Linked DNA regions of Homo sapiens: region 2 is linked to region 1. A link is an interaction called in ENCODE POLR2A ChIA-PET data of the cell type or tissue named here. Cell type or tissue: OCI-LY7. All regions are shown on one strand. Each heading gives the region's core, and the rest is flanking DNA. Links, peaks and the distances in the headings are about the cores only. Region 1 has its middle 39 kb from the start of EYA3. Region 2 overlaps RPA2 (replication protein A2).

Region 1 (8,335 bases), core at 291-8,290:
GGAAGGATTCTGCTATTTGCAACCAAACCATCCTGACTAGGCACCTTGGCTCTCCAGACTGATCTAATTCACCACTCCCCATGACATGACCTGGTTTCATGCTCCCTGTGTTAAGCAAAGTGTTTTCTGTTGTGAGTAATACACACAGGAATTAACAAACCTCCTGTGGGTAACATTTCTTCAGGAGAATTTTCAAAGGAAGCAGTCCAAGATTTTGTTTGTTTTTTTTTTTTTGAGATGGAGTCTCGCTCTGTCCCCCACGCTGGAGTGCAGTGGCGTGATCTCGGCTCCCTGCAACCTCCGCCTCCCGGGTTCAAGCGGTTCTTCTGCCTCAGCCTCCCGAGTAGCTGGGACTACAGGCGCCCGCCACCATGCCTGGCTAATTTTTTGTATTTTTAGTAGAGACGGGGTTTCACCATGTTAGCCAGGATGGTCTCGATCTCCTGACCTCGTGATCCGCCCGTCTCGGCCTCCCAAAGTGCTGGGATTACAGGCGTGAGCCACCGCGCCCGGCCAGCAGTCCAAGATTTATTTTATGATGTGGGAAAAATGCTTAAATCATATGTCACCTCCAGTTGTACCTACAACATTAGATAAGAGGTAGAGATCATAGTAAGAGGTGCCAGCTGGGCACGGTGGCTCATGCCTGTAATCCCAGTGCTTTGGGGGGCTGAGGTGGGTGGATCACCTGAGGTCAGGAGTTCGAGACCAGCATGGCCAACATGGCAAAACCTCGTCTCTTCTAAAAATACAAAAATTAGCCAGGTGTGGTGGTGCACGCCTGTAATCCCAGCTACTCAGGAGGCTGAAGCAGGAGAATCTCTTGAACCCAGTGAGCCAAGATCCTGCCATTGCACTCCAGCCTGGGCTATAAGAAGAAAACTCCATCACAAAAAAAAAAAAAAAAAAAAAAAAAAGAGGTGCTAAAATATATAGCCAATACTCGGCGGGTGTGGTGGCTCAGGCCTATAATCCTGACCTCAAGGGATCCACCCACCTCGGCCTCCCAAAGCACTGGGATTACAGCAAAGTGCTGGGATTACAGCAAAGTGCTGGGATTACAGGCATGAGTCACTACACCTGGCCTCCATTAATATGTATGTATGTATGTATGTATTTTTTTTTTTTTTTTTTGAGACGGAGTTTCGCTCTTGTCGCCTAGGCTGGAGTGCAATGGCACGATCTCGGCTCACTGCAACCTCTGCCTCCCAGGTTCAAGTGATTCTCCTGCCTCAGCCTCCCGAGTAGCTGGGATTACAAGTGCCCGCCACCACGCCCAGCTAATTTTTGTATTTTTAGTAGAGACAGGGTTTCACCATGTTGGCCAGGCTGGTCTCAAATTCCTGACTTCAGGTGATCCATCCACCTCGGCCTCCCAAAGTGCTGGAATTACAGGCATGAACCACTGCTCCCGGCCTAATATTTCTTAAACACCTAGCATCTGTCAGAAGCTAGGGATACAACAATGACAGAGACAGATATGTTCCCCGCCTCCATGGAGTTTATATTTTAGTAAGAAAGACAGACAGTAACAAGTAAAAATGCCAAAGAAGAAAAACGCGAAGCAATGCAAGTGATAATCTAATGAAGGAAAAAAGCAAGGAGTTGCTAAGATGGAAAAAAAGACTAATTCTTGTGAAGTTAAATACAATTAGCTTGAACTCACAGCCCTTGGAGAGTGAGAAACAAGAGTCCCTCTAGTATTTCAGCATGTAGTTGAGGATGGAGGGCAATGAATCTCTGGCTTCTGGTCTACTCTGGCTCCAGTTCCCGTCTCTTGGATTCTTAACTCCCTGCCATCAACCAGATTCCTGGGATGAACAAGCAAGACATTGAGAATCGTATAGTACCACCTGGTTCTGTACTCGAGCCCATTATCAGCATTTTTTTTTCCTGGCAGATCATTTTCCACCATTCCTTTCCATCAGTGGGCTTCCTAGGGTTGATGGCATACTGAATCCTCCCTAAGCCAGCCACACCCTCTTGTCTAGAACTGTCCTCAGAGTATGGGCAGAATAGTATAGGGGTTCAGAATCCCCACCCTGCCACTTACTAACTATGTAACCAGAAGCAAGCGACTTAAGTCTCTCTATGCCCCAGTTTTCTAGTCTTTTTTTTTTTTTTTTTTTTGGAGACGGAGTCTTGCTCTGTCACCCAGGCTGGAGTGCAATCGTGTGATCTCGGCTCACTGCAACCTCCGCCTCCCAGGTTCAAGCAATTCTCTGCCTCAGCCTCCCAAGTAGCTGGGATTACAGGCGCCCGCTACCACACCTGGCTAATTTTTTGTATTTTTAGTAGAGACGGGTTTTCACCATCTTGGCCAGGCTGGTCTTGAACTCCTGACCTCATGATCCACCCTCCTCAGCCTCCCAAAGTGCCAGGATTACAGGTGTGAGCCACTGCACCTGGCCTTTCTGGTTTTAAAATGGGATTATTAATATTCCTAACCTCATAGAGTTAATAGATGTAAAGCATTTAGAGTCGTGTCTGGCTTATTAATAAATGTTAGCAATCATTCTTATTTAGCACTTTTCCATGGAAGGCACTGCAATAGCTACCTTATGTACTATAGCTCATTGAATCTTCTCAAGGTCATGCAAGGCAAGTGGTATTACCCCATTTGCAGATTGGAACACTGAGGCTCAGAGTGGTCAAGGCATTGTTTTGCTCAAGTTTCCACAACCAAGAAGTAGCTGACCTGGGATTTAAACCTGGGAAGGTGACATTGAATATTTCCCCCTCCTTCCTCCACATTATTCTGCCTACCCCGGAGACGAGTTTCACACCTCCTTTCCTCAGCCTCTCTTGGTCTTGGGTGAATTCATCCTCTTTCCAAGACATGTTTTGCCAGTCAAGCCCTTGAAGGTCCTTTCAGGTCCATGAAGCTGATTGCTTTTAAATGTAGGTCCCTTAGGAGATGACTTCATCTCAATCTTCCAATCCTCTCATTTTATATATAGAGAGAAACTTAGTCTCACCATCTTTTATAATTTTCTACAGAAATTAAAGTTTCTCTTCTGAATTATAAAGTCATGATAAAACGTATCTTCCAAAGGACGTAGGAATTGATCTGAAATTTCATCAAAAGTTTATCTCAAACGTTAAATCATGATCATTCTGGGGCACTTCCACATTCCAGATCTACAAGTGTCAAAGCTAAGGGAACTGAACAAAATATATAGAACTGTATATCTCAGAAAAGAGAAGTAGCAGCAGTTGACAGGAAGAGCAACATCCTCAATTTTCAAGATATTTACAAAGTTTGTGTGTGTTTTTCTCTTCCTAAGTTCCCTCTTCAAAGAAAATTATTCCTCCCCAGTTCCAATAAACTTTTGCTGACCAGCACAACCTGTCCACCTTTGCTATTAAAGGGACAAAAAGTAAGTCAGCTATGAGGCACCTTATATATTAGTAAAAACTAAAAATAATTATAACAGTCAGTGCTGGCAAGGATATGACAAAACTAGTATTTACATAATTTGCTGGTGGTGGTGTAACTGTCACAACCCTTCAAAAAGAACTTTGGCAATATATTTCACCGGGTGGTAATTCCTTTCCCAGAACTTTATTATAACTAAATTATAATAAAGGGGAAACAAAGTAGCAAAAACCTGGAAATGACTTGCATGTCACGTGTTTTGAGCACTTACTTTGTAGCAGGTTCTATGTTATACACTCAACACAAATAATCTCATTTAATCCTCAAAACAATTCTAGGAGGGATATGCTATTTTACTCCTTGTATTCTGAATGGGGAAACTGGGACTACAAGGAATAAAGTAATTTTCCCATGGCTCAACAGCTGTAGGGCAAGGGAGGGTTTAAATCATTGAGGAACAATGAAGATACAGAATTCTTCTTCCTTCTACAGTAGTGTATGGAGAAGGGGCATGGATGGCCACTTCTCAAGCCTCTACAATGTGCTAGTTACTGTAGATTGGTTGTCTCATTAAAGCCTCTCATCTTCAAGATAGGAGATCAATAGACTCTTTGACAAGTGTGGAAACTGATACTAAGAAAGGGGAAGTGGTCAACTCAGTCAGACAACAAGTGATCACTGTCCCAGAATTCTAGCCCAGCATGTCTGATTCTAGAGTCCATGCTCCTTCCTCAGGCTGTCTCTTTAAGAAAGACTCAAAATATAGTAACTGAAGTCAATTCAGGCATGGGGAATGTTGGGCTGGTGGAGATGGGGAGGATGTTTGACCGCTGAGCCTAGAGGACACTGACCTATCTCCAGAGGCACTTTCTGGGAAATCAGACAGCCCTAGGTTTGGGATCCAAGGAGGAGTGGGAACATGGTATAGCCTTAGCAGGTCTTTAACCGAGGCAGCTAAGAGGCAGGTAATATGCAAAGTCTGAGGCTATGTTCAGTCACAACTGGAGAACTAAATAGAAAAATTGAGGCAGAATCTCAGTCAAGGACCATAGCAGCATGGGAGAAGAAGAAGACGGCAGCATTGTGATTTGTGGGTTTCCAGAAGTACCCTCCAATACTCCATGGCCTTTTCCTTTTTTTTTTTTTTTTTTTGTAATTCAACTTTAAGTTCTGGGGTACATGTGCAGGATGTGCAGGTTTGTTACACAGGTAAACATGTGCCATGGTGGTTTGCTGCATAGATCAAGCCATCACCTAGGTATGAAGCCCCCCCTCCATTAGCTATTCTTCCTGATGCTCTCCCTCCCCACTCCATGGCCTTTTCTGTGTCCACAACGGCTTTCCCCACAGGAGAAAAGGGGCAAGATCACAGACCATGACAATATCTTGCCCCTTTCTAGGGATCACCCTCCTGTCCACCAGACCAGAAGCAAATGGATACAGGAGGCAAAACTGGTCCTGGGGCCGGGCGCGGTGGCCCACATCTGTAATCCCAGCACTTTGGGAGGCCAAGGCAGGCAGATCACGAGGTCAGGAGTTCAAGACCAGCCTGACCAACATGGTGAAACCCCGTCTCTACTAAAAATACAAAAAAAATTAGCTGGGTGTGGTGGTGTGTGCCTGTAATCCCAGCTACTCAGGAGGCTGACTCAGGAGGCTGAGGCAGAAGAATCACTTGAACCCGGGAGGCGGAGGTTGCAGTGAGCTGAGATCGCGCCACTGCACTCCAGCCTGGGCGACAGAGTGAGACTCCATCTCAAAAAAACAAAAAATAAAAATGGTCCTGGAATCTCCCACCCCACCTAACCACACCCACGCCCTTGCTGGGCTTGGTCCAGGATGTAAACTGGGTGGGCTGACAGGAGAGACCTCGAAGGAAGGGGCTGGGAAGGCTGAGGAAGCAGACTCAGGGGAAGAAAACTCCTCATCACGGACTTGTTCTCTGCCCTGGGATGTTAGCACATGAAACAAGAGGCTCCATTCACATCTCCAAGACTCTTGCCCTCTGTTCCCTTAAGCCCATAGCACACCTTTCCTTCCTTCCTGTGTAGATCACAAGGGGACCAGGGAAGGGATTGCACAGCAGGATACAAATGAGGAAAACTGGGCTCAAGCTTCTGTTCCACCCACAAGGGCCACTGTGCCCTGAGTCATGTTCCCAGCAACGAGAAAACCTAGAGTGCATCCAGGGGTGAAATCTTCCTGGGGAAAGGCACTCAAGATGGATGATTCACTCTCCTGAGTGCAGAATGAGGTGTCAAGGTGTGTGGTTCTAAGAACCTTGTCAAACAGATCAGACTCACCTTGGAAAGACAGTGCCTCCACCCCAGAGGCACCATCTCCCATAGTCAGCCCCAGCCCAGCCAAGGTGGATGAAGATGACCAGATTCTGGGGAACAGAGGGCAAGAAGAATGGGAAGTATGAAAATACCCAGTACTGGCTGGCCGCGTTGGCTCACACCTGTAATCCCAGAACTTTGGGAGGCCAAGGCGGGCAGATCACCTGAGGTCAGGAGCTCAAGACCAGCCTGGCCAACATGGCAAAACCCTGTCTCTACTAAAAATGCAAAAATTAGCCAGGCGTGGTAGCACATGCCTGTAATCCCAGCTACTCGGGAGGCTGAGGCAGGAGAATCGCTTGAACCCGAGAGGCAGAGGTTGCAGTGAGCCAAGATTGTGCCACTGCACTCCAGCCTAGGTGACAGAGCCAGACTCCATCTCACACACACACACACACACACACACACACACACACAAAAGATAATGTTTACTTAGTACTCACTGTGTGTCAGGTATTATTCTATGCCTTTTACTTAATCCTTAGGGCAACCCCATGCAGTAGATGATAATGTCACTCCCATTTTACAGATGAGAACCAGGTCACAGAGAAGTTCAATGACTCACCCAGGGTCACACAGCTACTAAGTGGCAAGGCCAGAATCTGAACCAAGGTAGTCTGGCGCCAGAGACTGTGCCCATAACCATTTCACCAGTGATTACCTAGCTATGCCTAGCTGGTCATCTAGTGATTACCTAGTTATGCCTAAGGAATAACCTGGAATGGGGGTTTTATCCTTCTCTCTTGCTGCATATCAGCACTCTGTGGCAGAAAATGGTCATAGGCAGCTCCTGAGTTCCTATCTCCCCTATTTAAGACTGAACCTGGAATTCCAGATTCCCAGGAAAGGGACTCTGATGGGCCAGTGCGAGTCAGATCCATCCATACCCCTAATCCAATCAGTCGGGCAGGGTTGAGGGACACAGATTCACATAGTTATAGAAGCCCCATCGTATCAATCATGTGACAACGGCAGGGACGATTACCAGAAAGATGGGGAGGATGCACTGAAAAGTCACCGCAAAAGGTTTCCACTGTAGGAAACTGAGGCTCAGGGAGTTGAACAATTTGCTCAAGATCACCCAGAGTTAATGAAGCCCAGATTCTAACTCATTTTGTTTTTTTCCTCCAAATCTAGGTCCTTTTCTCCATACCACCCAGCCTCCCCACAAAAAGGGAGATACCTTGGTTAGATGCCTAAGGTAAGTTCACAAGTTAATTTTCATTTAACCAGTGTTCTTTAAGCACCTGTTATGTATCAGGCACTGTTCTAGGCACTGAGGTTACATAAACAGATAAAATCTTGTCTGAAATAAAGGCAAGGTAAAAAACAAAAAACGACAACAGAGAATGAAGGCGCCAGCTCTCGTGGAGCTGACATTCTACTGAATCCCTTGAGTGAGGACAGAGGCCTCTCCTCAAGAACTGCTCCTTCAGCTGGGTCCCAGGTGGTGTGAAACATGGAGAGAACTTGGGTTTTGATGTCTGTTGTAGACATTGGCTCCTTTTATTGGCATGAACTATTCCCTTGTAGATTGCACAAGTGGCACCGATTCTTCACCTTTCTCTGTATCCACACCCTTTGTCACAAAACTTCGCGGTGCTCTGATTCTGGGCTTAGTCATGTGACTTGCAGTGGCTCGTGCCTGTAATCCCAACACTTTAGAAGGCTGAGGTGGGAGAATCATTTCAGCGCAGGAGTTCAAGATCAACCTGAGAAACAAAATGAGACCCAGTCTCTACATATAATAAAGTTTAAAAAAAAATTAGCTGAGCCCTGCGTGGTGGCTCATGCCTGTAATCCCAGCACTTCGGGAGGCCGAGGCAGGCGGATCATGAAGTCAGATCGAGACCATCCTGGCTAACACGGTGAAACCCTGACTCTACTAAAAATACCAAAAATTAGCCGGGCGTGGTGGTGGGCGCCTGTAGTCCTAGCTACTCGGGAGGCTGAGGCAGGAGAATGGCGTGAACCCGGGAGGCAGAGGTTGCAGTGAGCCGAAATCACGCCACTGCACTCCAGCCTGGGTGACAGAGCGAGACTCCGTCTCAAAAAAAAAAAAAAAAAAAAAAAAAATTGGCTGAGCATGGTGGTGCATACCTGTAATCCTAGATACTTGGGAGGCTTAGCCAGGGGTGATACCCGTGGGCTAAGGGAGGTCCCCAAATGTCAGTGGGACCTCAACCCCGGCCAGTGTCCAGGTTCTTGACCCCATCACAAGAAGGAATTAAAGGATGAATCAAAAAACAGTGAAAGTAGGCTGGACGTGGTGGCTCATGCCTGTAATCCCAGCACTTTGGGAGGCTGAGGCAGGCGGATCACTCGAGGCCAGGAGTTCAAGACCAGCCTGGGCCAGATGGTGAAACCCTGTCTCTACTAAAAATACAAAAATTAGTTGGGTGTGGTAGTGCACACCTATGGTCCCAGCTACTCAGGAGGCTGAGGTGGGAGAATTGCTTGAACACAGAAGGTGGAAATTGCAGTGAGCCAAGATAACCCCACTGCCCTCCAGCCTGGGCAACAGAGGGAGACCCTATCTTAAAAAAACAGTGAAAGTAGGGCGATTTATTGTAAAGTGAAAAGTACACACCCAGGAGAGGGGAGTAAGGGTGGACTC
Region 2 (8,335 bases), core at 40-8,039, 230 kb before region 1:
ACCCTTCAGGTCTTGGACAAGCCTTAATCAAATTCAACACCTGAAGATTCAAATCAGAAAGATTTTAGCAATTATTTTGGATCAGCCTCCCCTTTGCAAACCTGAGTCCCTTTATAGAAAAGAAATGAACCAGGTACTTAAACAGTCGTAGCTCATTAAGGAAGTAACAAAATTTAAGACTATCTGTGTTTTGTATTTCTGAAGCCACTCTGGTGGAGGTTACCTGGTTTTGGGCCACAGTGAGGCCATTTGCTGGCATGAAGCTATTCCCACCAAAGTTCCCTGCTTCACTCATTCCTGGATTGCTGATAGGTGCTCTCCCTGCTGAGGGCTGAATTAAGAAATAAGTTAGCAATATTAGAAAATCCATCAAGTTAAACAGTCTTTACTACTTAAAATAGCTCGTTAAGCAGCTTACAAAAAACAATTTATAAACAGTTTCCCAGTTTATAACACTGCTTACATTGGAGTGGACAGCTATTATCTAATGAGTATTTCACAGGAAGATAAAGTAACTCCCCGAAGCACATAAATATCAAAAAGAGAAAGATACTCTTGGCTCCTTTTGTTTGTGATGTCAGACGAACCAGAGAAGAGTAGCAGCAAGAAGAAAATTACCCAGAGTCTGCTATTTTGGTATCCATGGAGCCCAATCATTCAAGCATTCACTGAGTGTCAATAGGCATGAAGCACCACAGGCAGAGAAAAGGAGACACAGTCCCTATCGTCCTCTCTTTCTTTCTTTTTTTTTAACCACCAAATTCTTAAAATGCTCTGCAATCACTATTTTCATTTCCTTTCTCCCCAGTCACTCCTCAGCCCACCATATTTGGGTTGTCCCCCAGTACACCTCTGAAACTGTTTTCACCAAAGTCACCAAAGACTTTTCAACCAATTATCCAAAAGTCTCTTTCAGTCCTCCTAATACTTGACCTCTCGGAAGCAGACACTGCTGACCACACTCCTCTTGAAATGTATTCCTCCCTGGGCTTCTTGACACCACATTCTTCTGGTTCTCCATCTGCCTCTCAAACTGAACCTTCTCAGTATCCCTCATTAGCCTCTTCTATCTGTCTCCCAAAAAGCTGACAGTGTCCCCAGGATCTCATCCCAGACCGCCTCCTAGGCCACAAATCCTCATTGCCAGCCGGACTGCTAACCGGATGCCAACATGGTGAAACCCCGCCTGTATTAAAAATACAAAAATTAGCTGGGTATGGTGGTGCGTACCTGTAATCCCAGATACTGGCGAGGCTGAGGCAGGAGAATTGCTTGAACCCGAGAGGCGGAGGCTGCAGTGAGCCGAGATCACGCCATTGCACTCCAGCCTGAGTGACAGAGTGAGACACTGTCTCGAAAAAAAGGGCCAAGCGTGGTGGCTCATGCCTGTAATCCCAGCACTTTGAAAGGAGGCTGAGACGGGCAGATCACGAGGTCAGGAGATCGAGATCATCCTGGCTAACACGGTGAAACCCCTTCTCTACTAAAAATACAAAAAATTAGCCGGGTGTGGTGGCAGCCGGGTGTGGTGGTGGGCGCCTGTGGTCCCAGCTACTCGGGAGGCTGAGGCAGGAGAATGGCGTGAACCCGGGAGGCGGAGCTTGCAGTGAGCCGAGATCGCACCACTGCACTCCAGCCTGGGCGAAAGAGCGAGACTCTGTCTCAAAAAAAACAAAAACAAAAACAAAAAACCCAAATAAACAAAATTTTAAAAATTTGAGTAAAGGTAATCCTTACCATGGCCTCCAAAGCCCCATATAATCTGGGCCCTGCCTCCTTGCCTACAACCCTCTCCCTCTCCCCTGTCATTCACTTCACTCCAGACACTGGCCTTGCTGGTTTCAGAGATGTCATGCTTACTCCACACTCCTGGCTCTTGCACATCCTAGTCCCTCTGGTTTAGAATGTTCCTCATCTAAAATTGTACCATTCTTGTTCCCTCCATCAGCCTCTTCTCCTGTTTTATTTACTTCAGAGCACCTATATAACTACCTAAAATTATACATATATTTTTGTTTATTACTTGTTTCTCCCAAGAATGTAAGTATATAGTGTTCACTGCTATACTCGAATGCCGACTAGAATGATTGGGACTATCAAATCAAAGTAGGCGCAATAAATATTTTTCTTTTTCTTTATTTTTTTTTGAGACAAGGTTGCTCTGTTGCCCAGGCTGCAGTGAGTGGCACGATCACAGCTCAATGCAGCCTTGACCTCCTGGGCTTAAGTGATCTCCCAACCTCAGCCTTCCAAGTAGCCCATCTAATTCTTTAATTTTTTTTGTAGAGACAGGGTCTCCCTATGTTGCCCAGCGTGGTGTCTTGAACTGGGCTCAAGTGATGCCCCCACACCAGCCTCCCAAAGTGCTGAGATTTCAGGCCATGAACCACCACACCTTGCCCTGAGGGCTTTCTAATACTACAGTCAACTCTAGTTTTGCATGGTCCTAGATGGACTTGTCAAAGTGAATTCACACAATGGAAAATACTAGGGAGAAATTTCAATATGAACCAAGAAATATAATTTCAGGGAAAAAATAATAATACATAATTTTTCCTACTTAGCCAGTAAGTTGGAAGGAAGACAGCAAAATGCTGTCCTGAAGGGGACTACTCTCTGAGTATGCACTGACAATCCTGGAGCTAAGAGCTATATAAGAGCTAAGAGCCTATAATTACATGTCTACACCTGAGGGTTGTCACAGGCCTCAGCTGTCCAGGCCAGTGGAGTCAGAGGAACTCCTAATTCTGAGAGAAACATGAGTGTTTCATCTGGAATAAAATACAATGACAAAGCTAATGGAGAAAGTGTTCTGAGGACTTAGTGATGTCTTTCTCTGGCTCGGCCTTCAAAATATCAAGGAAATCAAAGCTGGAACACAAAAGTAGCCTGTGTTCTTCCAGGGAAGAGAAAAAGCTAGGAAAGCGAGACTACTCACCTGGCTGTTGGCTTTGCTTAGTACCATGTGTGCATTGATCACTTCCAGAATATGTGTGGTGAACTCATTCATATCCTCCAGGGGCATGATCTTAAAGGCTACCAGGCTCTTTTTGTTCTATTAAAATGAAGGAAAAAAATGTGAATAAAATATGAACATACATTAATTTCAGGTCAACACTGTGGCTCTTTCCTTGGTTATAATATTAATATTTCACCAATATGAGAAAAATGTTATATACTCTCAGAGGTATTCCAAATATGGTCAAACATGAGGAGAAAAAAAACTAAAACTAATAGCTAAGGGACATTAATAATTTTCCCAAGATTGCATAACCAAGCAAAATCTAGACTCCTGACTCCGAATCTAGTGTTCTCCTTTCTCCAACTAATGAACGCCACAGATAGCAATTGTAGAAGGAGATTCTGTTCTTTCTTTACCATTCTGTTAATTTCATGTTAAGGTTAAAAAAAAAAAAAAGAAAAGTTATTTCCTTTTGAAGAGAGTAAGAAATAACTTCCCATTAAACAGGGAGACTTAAGTATTTTAACTATCCAAAAGCCATGACATGAATCTAGAAACTGCTTCATGCAAAAACACTTTAACTGTTATTTTATTCTGACTTTACCTGAAAAGATCTCAGGTGGCCTGCCACTTTCACATATGTTTCTGGAGGAACCACAGTGTTTTCACTGCTGGTGTCCTAACATAAAATACAAACATGTCATTAAAGTTTTAGTGATGCTGGTAAAAGCCTCTTTAACGTTTCTATATTATGTATAGAAAGAGAAAGTTACGAAGTAGAAGAGTTAAAGGATCCTAAAATGGCATTAAGTAGTTTGCCCTGCCTTTTACAACTTATTTTGTAAAACCAGGAATTAGAATAAAAATATCTCTAAAGGTAATTATCAGTTCCAAAGTTCTGTAGCACATCATAAAAAAGCAAACAATTGTGACACTCTCGTTCAAGCTCTTAGGCACACAATTTTCTTTTTTCTTTTTTTGAGAGGGAGTCTCGCTCTGTCACCCAGGCTGGAGTGCAGTGGCACGATCTTGGCTCGCTGCAACCTCCGCCTCCCAAGGGAGGGTTTGAGTAATTCTCCTGCCTCAACTTCCCCAGTAGCTGGGATTACAGGCGCCCGCCACCACGCCCGGCAGGCACACAATTTTCTGGTGGATATACTTATTGGCAAAGCAATTCTACTTTTAGGAATTTAAGGAAGTAATTAAGAACATGCATTAAGATTTAGATTTATCATAGTATAGAATATTAAAAATTTTAAAACAACCTAAATATCCAACATAAAGTACACATTTCTATATAATAGGATACTCCACACTGTTGCAAATGATAACATAGAATTCTATTTACTGCCTGGAAAAACAAGTCATGATACATGGAAAAAAGCTGATTTCCCATTTGGGACAATACACACTAAACTGTTTATAATGGTTGACTAAGATAATTAAAAACGATTTTAATACTTATCAGTTTCCTAGAATATGCACACATTATTTATAAGAAAAATACATTAGCTGATTTTTTTTTTTTTTTTTGAGACGAAGTGTCTTGCTCTGTCACCCAGACTGGAGTGGAGCGGCATGATCTCGGCTCATTGCAACCTCTGCCTCACAAGTTTAAGTGATTCTCCTGCCTCAGCCTCCCAAATAGCTGGGACTATAGGCGCCTGCCACCACACCTGGTTAATTTTTTTGTATTTTTTTTGTATCTTTAGTAGAGACGGGGTTTCCCCATGTTGGCCAGGATGGTCTCGATCTCCTGACCTCATGATCCACCCGTCGCGGCCTCCCAAAGTGCTGGGATTACAGGCTTGAGCCATCGTGTCCGGCCCATTAGCTGATTTTTAAAGTTCTTTTCTGACTACATAAAATGTATTACTTTAAAAAAAATTGAAAATATATCGGGGTATATGGACTCACACCTGTTATCCTAGCACTTTAGGAGGACAAGGCAGGAGGATCCTTCGAGCTCAGGAGTTTGAAACCAGCCTGGGCAACATAGTGAGACCTCGTCTCTAAAAACAAACAAAAAACTAGAAAATATATGCTTAAAAATAAAAACTCTGGCCAGGTGCAGTGACTCATGCCTGTAATCCTAGCATTTTGGGAGGCCAAGGCGAGCAAGTCACTTGAGGTTAGGAGTTCGAGACCAGCCTGGCCAACGTGGTGAAACCCTGCCTCTGTTAATAATACAAAAAAAAGGGTGGGCACAGTGGCTCACGCCTGTAATCCCAGCTCTTTGGGAGGCTGAGGCGGGCGGATCACGAGGTCAGGAGTTCGAGACCAGCCTGGCTAACAGGGAAACCCTGTCTCTACTAAAAATGCAAAGATTAGCCAGGTGTGGTGGTGGGTGCCTGTAGTCCCAGCTACTCGGGAGGCTGAGGCAGGAGAATCACTTGAACCCAGGAGGCAGAGGTTGCAGTGAGAGACTGTGCCACTGCACTCCAGGCTGGGCAACAGAGCAGGACTCTATCTCAAAAAAAAAAAGAAAAAAAAAAAAAAAAAACCACACAAACAAAACAATTGTATTCCCATATACAACATTTTGAATCCACTTGAGAAAAGATCTCTACCTCAACTCCTTTTATCAAAATATATTCCATGTAGATCATAGGTTTAATTATAATAAAAGAAACCATAGAAATAATATGAACAATTTTTTTCTTTTTTTTTGAGACAGAGTCTCGCTCTGTCGCCCAGGCTGGAGTGCAGTGGTGGGATCTCAGCTCACTGCAAGCTCCGCCTTATGGGTTCACACCATTCTCCTGCCTCAGCCTCCCTAGTAGCTGGGACTACAGGCGCCCGCCACCACGCCCGGCTAATTTTTTGTATTTTTAGTAGAGACAAGGTTTCACCCTGTTAACCAGGATGGTCTCGATCTCCTGACCTCGTGATCCGCCCGCCTCGGCCTCCCAAAGTGCTGGGATTACAGGCGTGAGCCACGGTGCCCGGCTTTTGTATTTTTAATAGACAGGGTTTTGCCACATTGACCAGGCTAGTCTTGAACTCCTGACTTCAGGTGATCCACCCGCCTCCGCCTCCCAAAGTGTTGGGATTACAGGCGTCAGCCACCGAACCCAGCTGAGATTTATTTATTTGGTTTTTTGATAAGGTCTCGTTTTATCATCCAGGACGGATTACAATGGTGGGATCTCGGCTCACTGCAGCCTGTGCCTCCCGGGTTCAAGTGATTCTCCTGCCTCAGCCTCCTGAGTAGCTGGGATTACAGGCATGCACCACTGTGCCCGGCTAGTTTTTGCATTTTTAGTAGAGACGGGGTTTTACCTTATTGGCCAGGCTGGTGTCAAACTCCTGGCCTCAAGTGATCCACCTGCCTCAGTCTCCCAAAGTGCTGAGATTACACGCATGAGCCACCGCACCTGGCCAACAGCTCTTTTTTAATCTGAAGTATATATTGGGTGGCTGCTTAAGATTTTTTTTTTTTTTTTGAGATAAGGTCTCGCTCTGTCACCCAGGCTGGAGTGCAATGGCACAATCTGGGCTCACTGCTACCTCCACCTTCAGTGGGGCAAGTAACAGCAGATGTGGTGGAAATAGCAGGAGAACTGGAATTAGAAATGGAGCTTAAAGATATAACTGAATTGCTGTAACTTTATGGTAAAACTTGAGTGGATGAGGAGTTGCTTCCTTTTTTTTGAGACTGAGCCTCACTCTGTTACCCAGGCTGGAGGGCAGTGGCACAATTTTGGCTCACTGCAACCTCCATCTCTCAGGTTCAAGTGATTCTCCTGCCTCACCCTCCCGAGTAGCCAGGATTACAGGCATGTACCACCATGCCCAGCTAAATTTTTTATTTTTAGTAGAGACGAGGTTTCACCATGCTGGCCAGGGTGGTCTCAAACTCCTGACCTCAAATGATCTATCTGGCCGCCTGGGCCTCTCAAAGGAGTTGCTTCTCATGGATGAGCAAATAAACTGGTTTCTTGAGATGGAATCTCCTCCTAGTGAAGATGCTGTGAACATTGTTAAAACGACAATAAAGGATTTAGACTACTCCATAAGTTTAGTTGAGAAAGCAGTAGCAGGGTTTGAGATTGAATCCAATTTTGAAAGAAGTTATACTGTAAGTAAAATGCTATCAAACAGCATGATATAATATCGAGAAATTTTATGTGAAAAGGAGACTCAGTTACTCAGGCAAACTTTGTTGTCTTATTTCAAGAAATTGCCACAGCCAGCTCAACCTTCAGCCAACTACCACCCTCCTCAGTCAGCAGCCATCAACAGTGAGGCAAGAATGTCCACTAGCAAAAACATTATGAATTGCTGAGGGTTCGGATAACTGATTATTACAATTTGTTAGCCATAAAGTTTTTTTTTTTCTTCTTTTTTTGAGAGACAGTTTCGCTCCTGTTGCCCAGGCTGGAGTGCAATGGCGCGATCTCAGCTCACTGCAACCTCCACCTCCTGGGTTCAAGCGATTCTCCTGCCTCAGCCTCCCAAGTAGCTGGCATTACAGGTGCCCACAACCACACCTGGCTAATTTTTGTATTTTTAGTAGACAGGGCTTCACCACATTGGCCAGGCTGGTCTTGAACTCCTGACCTCAGGTGACCCTCCCGCCTCGGCCTCCCAAAGTGCTGGGATTATAGACGTGAGCCACCGCGCCCAGCCACCATAAAGTATTTTTTAACTAAAACAAACAAACAAAAAAAACAAACTTTGGGACTAGTAGAAGCTTCCGAAAGGTAAACTAGAAAAAACTGCACAATTTATTTTTCAAAATTATTTCTTTTTGAGATAGGGTCTTCCCATGCTGCCCAGGCTGGTCTTGAAATTCTGGCCTCAAGTGATCTTCCTGCCTAAGTCTCCTGAAGTGCTAAAGTTACAGGTGTGAGCCACTGTGCCTGGCCTCATTATAAGAGGTCACTATAATCATTTTCAAGTTCTTGCAAACAAAAACACTGTTAGGGGAAGGGGAATCAAAGAGAAAATTTACAAAAACCCCACAAATTGACATTAAACATAGTAAAAAAAAAAATACATATATATGGCTAAAACCAAAGAAATACACATAAAAAAATGACAAAATTTTCACTGAAAAGACTATTTTTTTCTGAGATGGAATATTGCTCTGATGCCCAGGCTAGAGGGCAGTGACGCAATCTTGACTCACTGCAACCTCCATCTCCCAGGCTCAAGCAATTCTCCTGCCTCAGCCTCCCGAATAGCTGGGACTACAGGCACGTGCTACCATGCCCTGCTAATTTTTTAATTTTTTTTATTATTTTTACGTATACTTTTTTTTTTTTTTGAGACAGTCTTGCTCTGTTGCCCAGGCTGGAGTGCACTGGTGTGAAGATCTCCGCTTACTGTAACCTCTGCCTCCTGGGTTCAAGCGAGTCTTGTGCCTCA

The links. Peaks named below come from ENCODE experiments on the same cell type or tissue, not always from the same donor. Only the 100,000 strongest peaks of a DNase experiment are listed, where the experiment ranks them.
Region 2: POLR2A ChIA-PET joins it to region 1 with 9 read pairs; 2 of 35 experiments call an interaction of 5 or more read pairs at or near these places.

The regions. Positions count from the first base shown.
Region 1 is chr1:28,123,782-28,132,116 of GRCh38, forward strand. No RefSeq gene overlaps it. Among named protein-coding and RNA genes, the nearest start is that of EYA3, 39 kb to the left of the region's middle. In OCI-LY7, for the core only: no CTCF peak of the experiment used is centred there; DNase peaks (open chromatin) are centred at 4,040 and 4,360; H3K4me3 peaks cover 1,593 bases; H3K27ac peaks cover 1,780 bases.
Region 2 is chr1:27,894,067-27,902,401 of GRCh38, forward strand. It overlaps RPA2 (replication protein A2), which reads right to left. Exons shown (of 9, transcript NM_002946.5): 5 at 3,567-3,641; 6 at 2,939-3,055; 7 at 224-331; 8 at 1-40. Among named protein-coding and RNA genes, the nearest start is that of RPA2, 16 kb to the right of the region's middle. In OCI-LY7, for the core only: no CTCF peak of the experiment used is centred there; no DNase peak of the experiment used is centred there.